Regions from separate parts of the Homo sapiens genome. Here region 2 is linked to region 1. A link is a contact called in ENCODE Hi-C or POLR2A ChIA-PET data. All regions are on one chromosome and are shown on one strand. Each heading gives the region's core, a stretch centred on a gene start or an enhancer-like site at or near the end of the contact. The rest is flanking DNA. Distances are from core to core; before and after follow the strand shown.

Region 1 (3,541 bases), core at 278-2,777:
ATCAAAATTTAGCAACTTGTGTTTAAAAACAAAGAAATAAACTTTAGTCCCTGTGTTTTCGGTGTCCTGGGTACTTTTTTTCATGTATTAAATTGTGATGTTTTGGTCTGTGTACATGTGAATTTTTATATCTGTGTGTGTGTGTGTGTGTGTGTGTGTGTGTATGAGGACTTTTTTCTAAAATATATATGGTCCATTTTATCATGAACAAGGTTATTTATTATGATAATATGGTAACATTTACAAATGAGCTTTTCATGGGTACAGTTATTTTTCTGCCCTGAAGGGACCACTCTGGTTTGATTCACTAGCTCTGCTGAAGAATACATACAATTGTTTGTGGCTTTATGAAACGCTGGCTTACTGAAGTGTTCATTTTAGACGAATGAATTTTTAATTTTTTATTAAGTCAAATTTTTTATTTAAATCTTTTGCATTATTCACATAGAATAACAGAATCATATATTTTTTAATTGTGGTGAAATAAATATATATAACATAAATTTTGCCATTTTAACCATTTTTTAAGCATACAAATCAGTGGCATTAATTACATTGGTAGTCCTGTGCACCCATCACCACTGTTTCCAAAACTTTTTTATCACTCCAAACAGAAACTCTGTGCCCGTTAAGTAGTAACTTGCCATCACCCCCTTTTTTTAGCCCCGGTCACCTCTAACATCATGGAATCTGAAGAGGTTAACAACACTATGGTGGACATCTAAACCAATTCCTCCTATTTTTTTTTTTTCAGTTTATCCTTTATTACAGTATACCTCTTTATCACAGGAAGTGATTCGCTATTACAGTGTTCTTCATTAAACGAAAGTAAATTTTTTTAATGTATAATTGTTTTCCATTTATCCTAGCTCTTATCTCTGGAGCCACAAATATATAGATCTTTTTCTCTTTTAAGTTAACCCAAGTTCCTGAAGCCATTCTTATGGTATTTTTCTAGACTTCTTAATTTCAGAAAACAGTATTTCCTCTTTAAAATATTAGCGTTTAATAGAATATCCCAGATATTCTGTCTTATCAGTGTAAAATGTGGAAGACATATTTTTACCCCCACAATATGAAGTTATACATTCATTTTGTATGAATTAGATCCAGTGTAATTTATTTGCTTAGCAAACTGTGATTGGTCCTAGGTCATAGTGGAGTTGGAGTTCAAACTCCTCGGGATAATAACAGTAATTGTTTTTAATTCAGGTTTTACTCATTCTTTATTTCTATAGGTTTCTTTGTTTTTTAGCCTAAATATAAAACTTTACATATATTAATGTTCAATTAAATGTAATTGATTTGAGACTATTCTTCAGTTTTTGAATCCTTGTGAATCAGGATTTCAATCAGGGAAGCAGGATGACTGTGAGTGTCCTGTAATAAGGAATTTGCTATAGGATTTGGACCTGTACAATTTCAGTAGGAGCTGGGAAGTAAAAAGTCTAGAAAGGCTCAGAGAACAATTATTAACCAACCCTGGTGTGGGTTATGAGTCAGAATGTGCAGGAAGCCAGCCACATCCATGTGCTAGATTAGAACTGCAAAGGGGACAGGTGCAGAAGTCTCCGGAAGGCTGTTGGCTCTTCATGGCAACCACCTTTGAGTTTGCAGTGAAGTTTCTGATGCTGGGCCTGAGCTGACTGTTGTTCAGCAGGGCTAATAGTCATGAAGGAGAGCTTGATGCCAAGCTAGGTATAGAGAAAAGTGAGGACAGACTTAAGCAAAACAACTCCCTGGCACCTTGACATCCATTCTCTCCCAGAATAGCTGGAGCTATTATGACCTCCAGCACATAATAGCTGCTGCTTCACTCCCACTTCCCAAATCTCCCACAAATTATTCTTGTGGGCAACCGTAAAATAGGAGAGGGAATGCTCAGACACATAGTTCTAGCCTAGGTGAGTTGACCCGGTATAAAACCACCACATCAGGTTCTAGTAATAGGCTAACTCTCCCTCCCAGTTTTTTGCTAAGTGCAGCTTTAATAAGAATAGTTTCATCAGTCGGCTTGGTGGCTCACACCTATAATCTCAGCACTTTGGGCAGCTAAGTTGGGCGAATCACTTGAGGTCAGGAGTTCAAGACCATCCTGGTCAAAGTGGTGAAACTCCATCTCTACTAATTATACAAAAATTAGCTGAGCATGGTGGTGGGTGCCTGTAATTCCAGCTACTCAGGAGGCTGAGGCAGGAGAATTGCTTGAACCTGGGAGGCAGAGGCTGCAGTGAGCCAAGCCTGGGCAGCAGAGTGAGAACCTGAGAGGCAGAGGCTGCACTCCAGCCTGGGCAACAGAGTGAGACTTTTGTCTCAAAAAAAAAAAAAATAGTTTCATCCAAGTCACCGATAAGGCTGTTGAATAGAACAGTGGTAGGCCTGGAAAATAGAGACTTTGTTTTTTTTCTCTTTTATTCATTTTGGATTTCCTTTTCTTTCTTAATCTGCTTATTCTACTCTTTCTGGCTTCAAGGGCATGCTTCCTAGAAAAAAATAAACTAAATAGTATTGGAGTAGTTGTTCTGTTATGGAAGTCACTGTGCTTTTGAGTTTCAGTTTTCCTGCCTTAGCATCCCTTGTCCTAGTCTTATTGGTGGACACTGATGGAATTAACATGTTTGACTAAATTAGTCCCTAGGCTGTTTATGTTCCTTGAAATGAGTGAATAGACTAACAAACAAAACTCCTTTTTAAAACTAGGGGGAGTAAATTAATCTGACCTGAAGTCTTCAGGAGCCAGAATGGAAGTAATTCTTCAGTTATGAGTTTAAATGATCAAGTTAGGTAGAGTCTCCATTAGGAGTTCCAGCCAGTCTCCAGAAATGGCATCAGTTAACATCCAAATAGTGACATGATTAAGAATTAGAAGTCTAGGCCAGACGCGGTGGCTCATGCCTGTAATCCCAGCACTTTGGGAGGCTGAGGCAGGCGGATCACGAGGTCAGGAGATCGAGACCCTCCTGGCTAACAGGGTGAAACCCAGCCTCTACTAAAAATACAGAAATACACTGTAATAGCCAGGCGTGGTGGTGGGTGCCTGTAGTCCCAGCTACTTGGGAGGCTGAGGCAGGAGAGTGGCGTGAACCTGGGAGGCAGAGCTTGCAGTGAGCTGAGATTGCACCACTGCACTCCTGCCTGGGTGACAGAGCAAGACTCTGTCTCAAAAAAGAAAAAAAAAAAAAAGAATTAGAAGTCTATTCCAACTTTGGCTTTCTACATTGATCTGTTTTGATTTTGAGCAAGTCAAAGTTAAATTATTCAGGGCTAACTAGAGAAGGGAAGAAGGGTTGCATGGAGAGGTAATGTGTTTTGTTGTTCATTGTGCTAGGCACTAGGGGAAACAGTGGTATGTCAGCCTGGGTCCAATCAGGAGACAGAAACCAGGCAGTGATTTAAACAGAAGAAATTTATTATAAAGAACTATTAAACTATAATAAAAGAGTACCTACAAAGTGTAAAGAGGAGAGTACTCAAGGCAGCACAAATTTGGAAAGTAGACCCATTCCCAAGATGCCCTTTAGACATTAATGTAGAAGATATG
Region 2 (3,541 bases), core at 616-3,115, 320 kb after region 1:
AGGTCAGAGCCCTAGCTTCACGGTGCCCACTTCTTCTAGTGCCTAAGTTCTGATAGCCCCAACCCTCACCTTTTCATCCCCCAGCCTTGGGATGGTAATTGCTTTCTGCTTTATGCAGTTATTAAATTTCCGCTCAGTCAGCTCTCCAACACCTGTGTGATCAATCAATTCCTTATTAAATCCATGCTCTTGAAATACCTAATATGGTGTCTACTTTCCTGACCGGATCTTGACTCTGTCTACTTGTTGACCAAGTACTTGCCTGGATTTCTGAGTAATACCTCCCTGTGGATTCCGTGCTCTGGGCTCTACTCCTACATCAAAGAGTTACTGGGAATGCCAACATGCGTCTCTGAGTGGTTTCCTTGTCTGTCATAATTGGAATAACAATACCCATCTTCTATTCTGGTAGCAGTGTTAGTTAATTTACTAGAAAAGGCACCTGTACAGAGACCTGAAAAGGGCATGACTTCAAATCACAGAAGCCTGTTTGATGCAGTTTAAGCAGCAAATGGGAACACAGTATATGGACACTAGTGTCATATGGAATCCAAGAGCAGGAAGAGCATCTCGACCTTGGGAAGAGCTTGCAACTGAGAACTCGAAAACTGCCAGGAGTCTAACTTGCCTTTGCTTTTTTCTGCACATTGACTTCATTCTTTTTTCCCTGCTGGCCAGGTCTATAGGGGAGGGAGCAGTACCAAGGTCACTGTAGACTGAGAAGACCTACAAACACCTACTCTCCTGGGCCTCAGTAATGCCAATGAAACTTGGAATTGGGGTCCAGATGAGATGTAGGTCTTTAATCCCAAATGGACTAGCTGCTACTGAACAGATCCCCCTATCTCAGGCTTAGATTGATTCTAAGGAGGTGGGGAGGGATGAGACTGAGTCTGCAGATGAGGATCCAGGGGTCTCGGTTGCAGGAAGTGAGAGAGATGCAGACTCAGGACCCATCTCTCCATTCACTTCTGCCAGTTCTCTCAAGTGTATTCCAGATTTCTCGTGAAAAAGAAAAAAATTCTACCTCCAATCTTCATTCTGTTGAAGAAACTGGGGCTCCCCATGGGCTAAGCAAAGAATGAAAGATTTCAGGGCTTGATCTGTGTTCTCAGAGATTACTGACATCCCATAGGGTGATCTTGTCTAGATTCCATCCCCCTCAAACCACTCCCCTGACCCCTGATTGGTTTTGGGGTGCTTTGCCTATTTATTTTTTCTATTTGTTTTATTCACCTCAAATCTCTTAAATGTTTAAAATGAAAACAGTTTATGCACCTGTGTTCTTCTCTGGGACATGGAGGACCTTAAAGAACACAGATTCCATCCATAAGATAAACATCTGAGCCTTCCCAGAAACAGACAAGGATTACAGAGAATCAGAATCTGGTCTTTATCTCGAAAGGCAATTTGAGTGCTGCTGGACATTGCAAACTGGAATTGTACATGGAAAAATAACATTGGTGCTATAAATTCCTTTCTGCTTTGAAATATGTTGTGTGTTAGAAACAGAGAGGTAATGTTTATGGTGTAACTCAGAATACTGGGATAGAGTTATGCATTAAGAGTGGGACGATAGGACATTATGCAAACAGAGTCCCTAAAGAGAGATGTTTTAGTGGGTAAAATAATTTTTAAGAATTATTTAGATACTCCCTACCAATAAGTACTCACAGATATTAACCTCCCAGACTTCCACTGTCCTCCAGAGATCGATGGGAAAAGAGGAATGAATCACTAAAAATAAAGCTCAATAACTAAAAGAGCTTTATCCTCCAAACTTCTTGGATCAGTACAGTCAGTGGGGACTATGTTGATTCTCTCATGGATGCTGGAGAGACTCCAGCCTGGAAGCAAGGCAGCTGAGAGTCTTTAAGTTTCATAAGAAGGGTTACTATTAAGTATAAGATGATTCCTGAAAACTGGGCCTGAGCATGGAAAAGTAACACTGCTTCTCCAAGTTCACTCTGCTTGGACACAGGGGTGCAAGAGGTGCTGGGAGATGGTTCAGCTAGCCGAGGGTTGTTTCCACAGAGTACAGACAAGGATAGGGTTCAAATGGCAGTGGGGAGATTCAGGATACATAAAGCAGAACTTTTGACACTGAGTGTTGATAAACACTGAGGACTGTCGAGAGATCCTGTTTTCTGGAGATGCTTAAAAGAAGGTTGCTATCTTATCTGACAGGGATGGTTTAGGGTGCCGGACTGTAGCCTGGAGAAGGGTTTATATCCTTGATCATTATATAAAATAAGTCATTTAAAAAACTTTTTGTAGCCTCACTCTCTTCAAGGAAGCTAAAGCTGAGTTACAATTCTGAGATTTCTGTGTCTATTTCTTCACCTCTCATCTTAGAATTTCTGCCGAGGCAAGTAATTGCTATTCTTTCTCTACAATGAAAAAGAAAATGAAAGAACAGCAAAGCAGGCAGGGAGACCAGATAACCTCGTGCTCCAGAATTGAGTGTAAATTAAGAGTCTAGAGGCTCTGAGGTTTGTTATTGATGCCAAATGGGCAGGAGGAGCACTGAGAATCACAAGAACTGGATTCAAACTCAGATTCTGTTACTTAACAGCAAAAAACCTCAACTAAGTTACCAAGTCCCTGAGCTTCATTTTCCTTCCCTTGAAGTGAGGATATTAATATCTGCACTGAGTACATATTGGGGCTGTCTGAGGATCAGATGAAGTCATGTCTGTGAAAGCACTCCTTGAACTGTGAAATATTGTATGTGGCATTGTTAGAAACAGACAAATAAGAATCTTATTTTGGCCATTAACCTTAACTTTCTCTTAACTTTTCCGTTCATCCGTGGGAGAGTCACCAGATGGACTGATTTGAATTTTCCTTTTTTGATTTCTCATCTCTCTCTCTGGTGGACGTGCTAAGGGGTAGGAACATAATCATTGATGGGCTTCAGGAGGGCAAAGGATGGGGAAAAAAAGGACATCGATGATTTTCCATATGGATAACAAGACTTCAAACTCTGAAAAACTAAGAATTAACTATTTCCTAACTGCTCTGAAATTTTTCCTGTACACTACAGAAACACACAGCATATTATTGTCACACAGACACACATTTTGTTGTCACACATACACACACGTGTTCTAGCTCTGGCAGGTATGATCTTGGGCAAATTAACTTCTCTGTGCATTGGTTTTCTCATATGGCCATTGGGAAAATAATAGTACCCATCCCATAAAATTCTTGTGAGTGTTAAATGAAATAATAAATGTGGAATTCTTATAACAGTGTCTGGTATACAGTGTCAGAAGTTTTATATGTCAAAAGTTCTGCTTTATATATCCTGAATCTCCCCTCCTGCTAATTGTACTCAATAAATTATTATTTCTGGATCTTATTTGATCTTCACAACCCTGTGAATTTTCAGTTCATATTGTCCCCCATTTTACAATTAGAAACGTGAATGACTTGTTCAAGGTGACTCTGCCCCCTAGGGGTTTGTAATTGGATCACTTTCCATGAAAGTGTCCAACAGGAGAACAGCACCTAGTAGTGTGCAGGGTTAGGACCCAGA

What was found. A loop is a pair of places that touch in the nucleus more often than their neighbours do. ChIA-PET counts read pairs that join two places held with the same protein, here RNA polymerase II (POLR2A). Pooled maps may share reads with other maps.
Region 2: a pooled map shows a loop between it and region 1 (2.0-fold over the local background). The contact joins two enhancer-like sites. A Hi-C loop is called at or near these places in 1 of 50 pooled maps. POLR2A ChIA-PET finds 5 or more read pairs at or near these places in 2 of 52 experiments (activated CD4-positive, alpha-beta memory T cell and activated T-cell).

What each region holds. Positions count from the first base shown.
Region 1 is chr1:162,304,649-162,308,189 of GRCh38, forward strand. The region is part of intron 4 of NOS1AP (nitric oxide synthase 1 adaptor protein); the gene reads left to right. Among named protein-coding and RNA genes, the nearest start is that of MIR556, 36 kb to the right of the region's middle. Within about 2 kb of position 1,528, at least 3 of the 41 ENCODE cell types and tissues checked have a DNase peak (open chromatin) inside an H3K27ac peak, as active enhancers do.
Region 2 is chr1:162,624,447-162,627,987 of GRCh38, forward strand. No RefSeq gene overlaps it. Among named protein-coding and RNA genes, the nearest start is that of DDR2, 6.2 kb to the right of the region's middle. Within about 2 kb of position 1,866, at least 5 of the 41 ENCODE cell types and tissues checked have a DNase peak (open chromatin) inside an H3K27ac peak, as active enhancers do.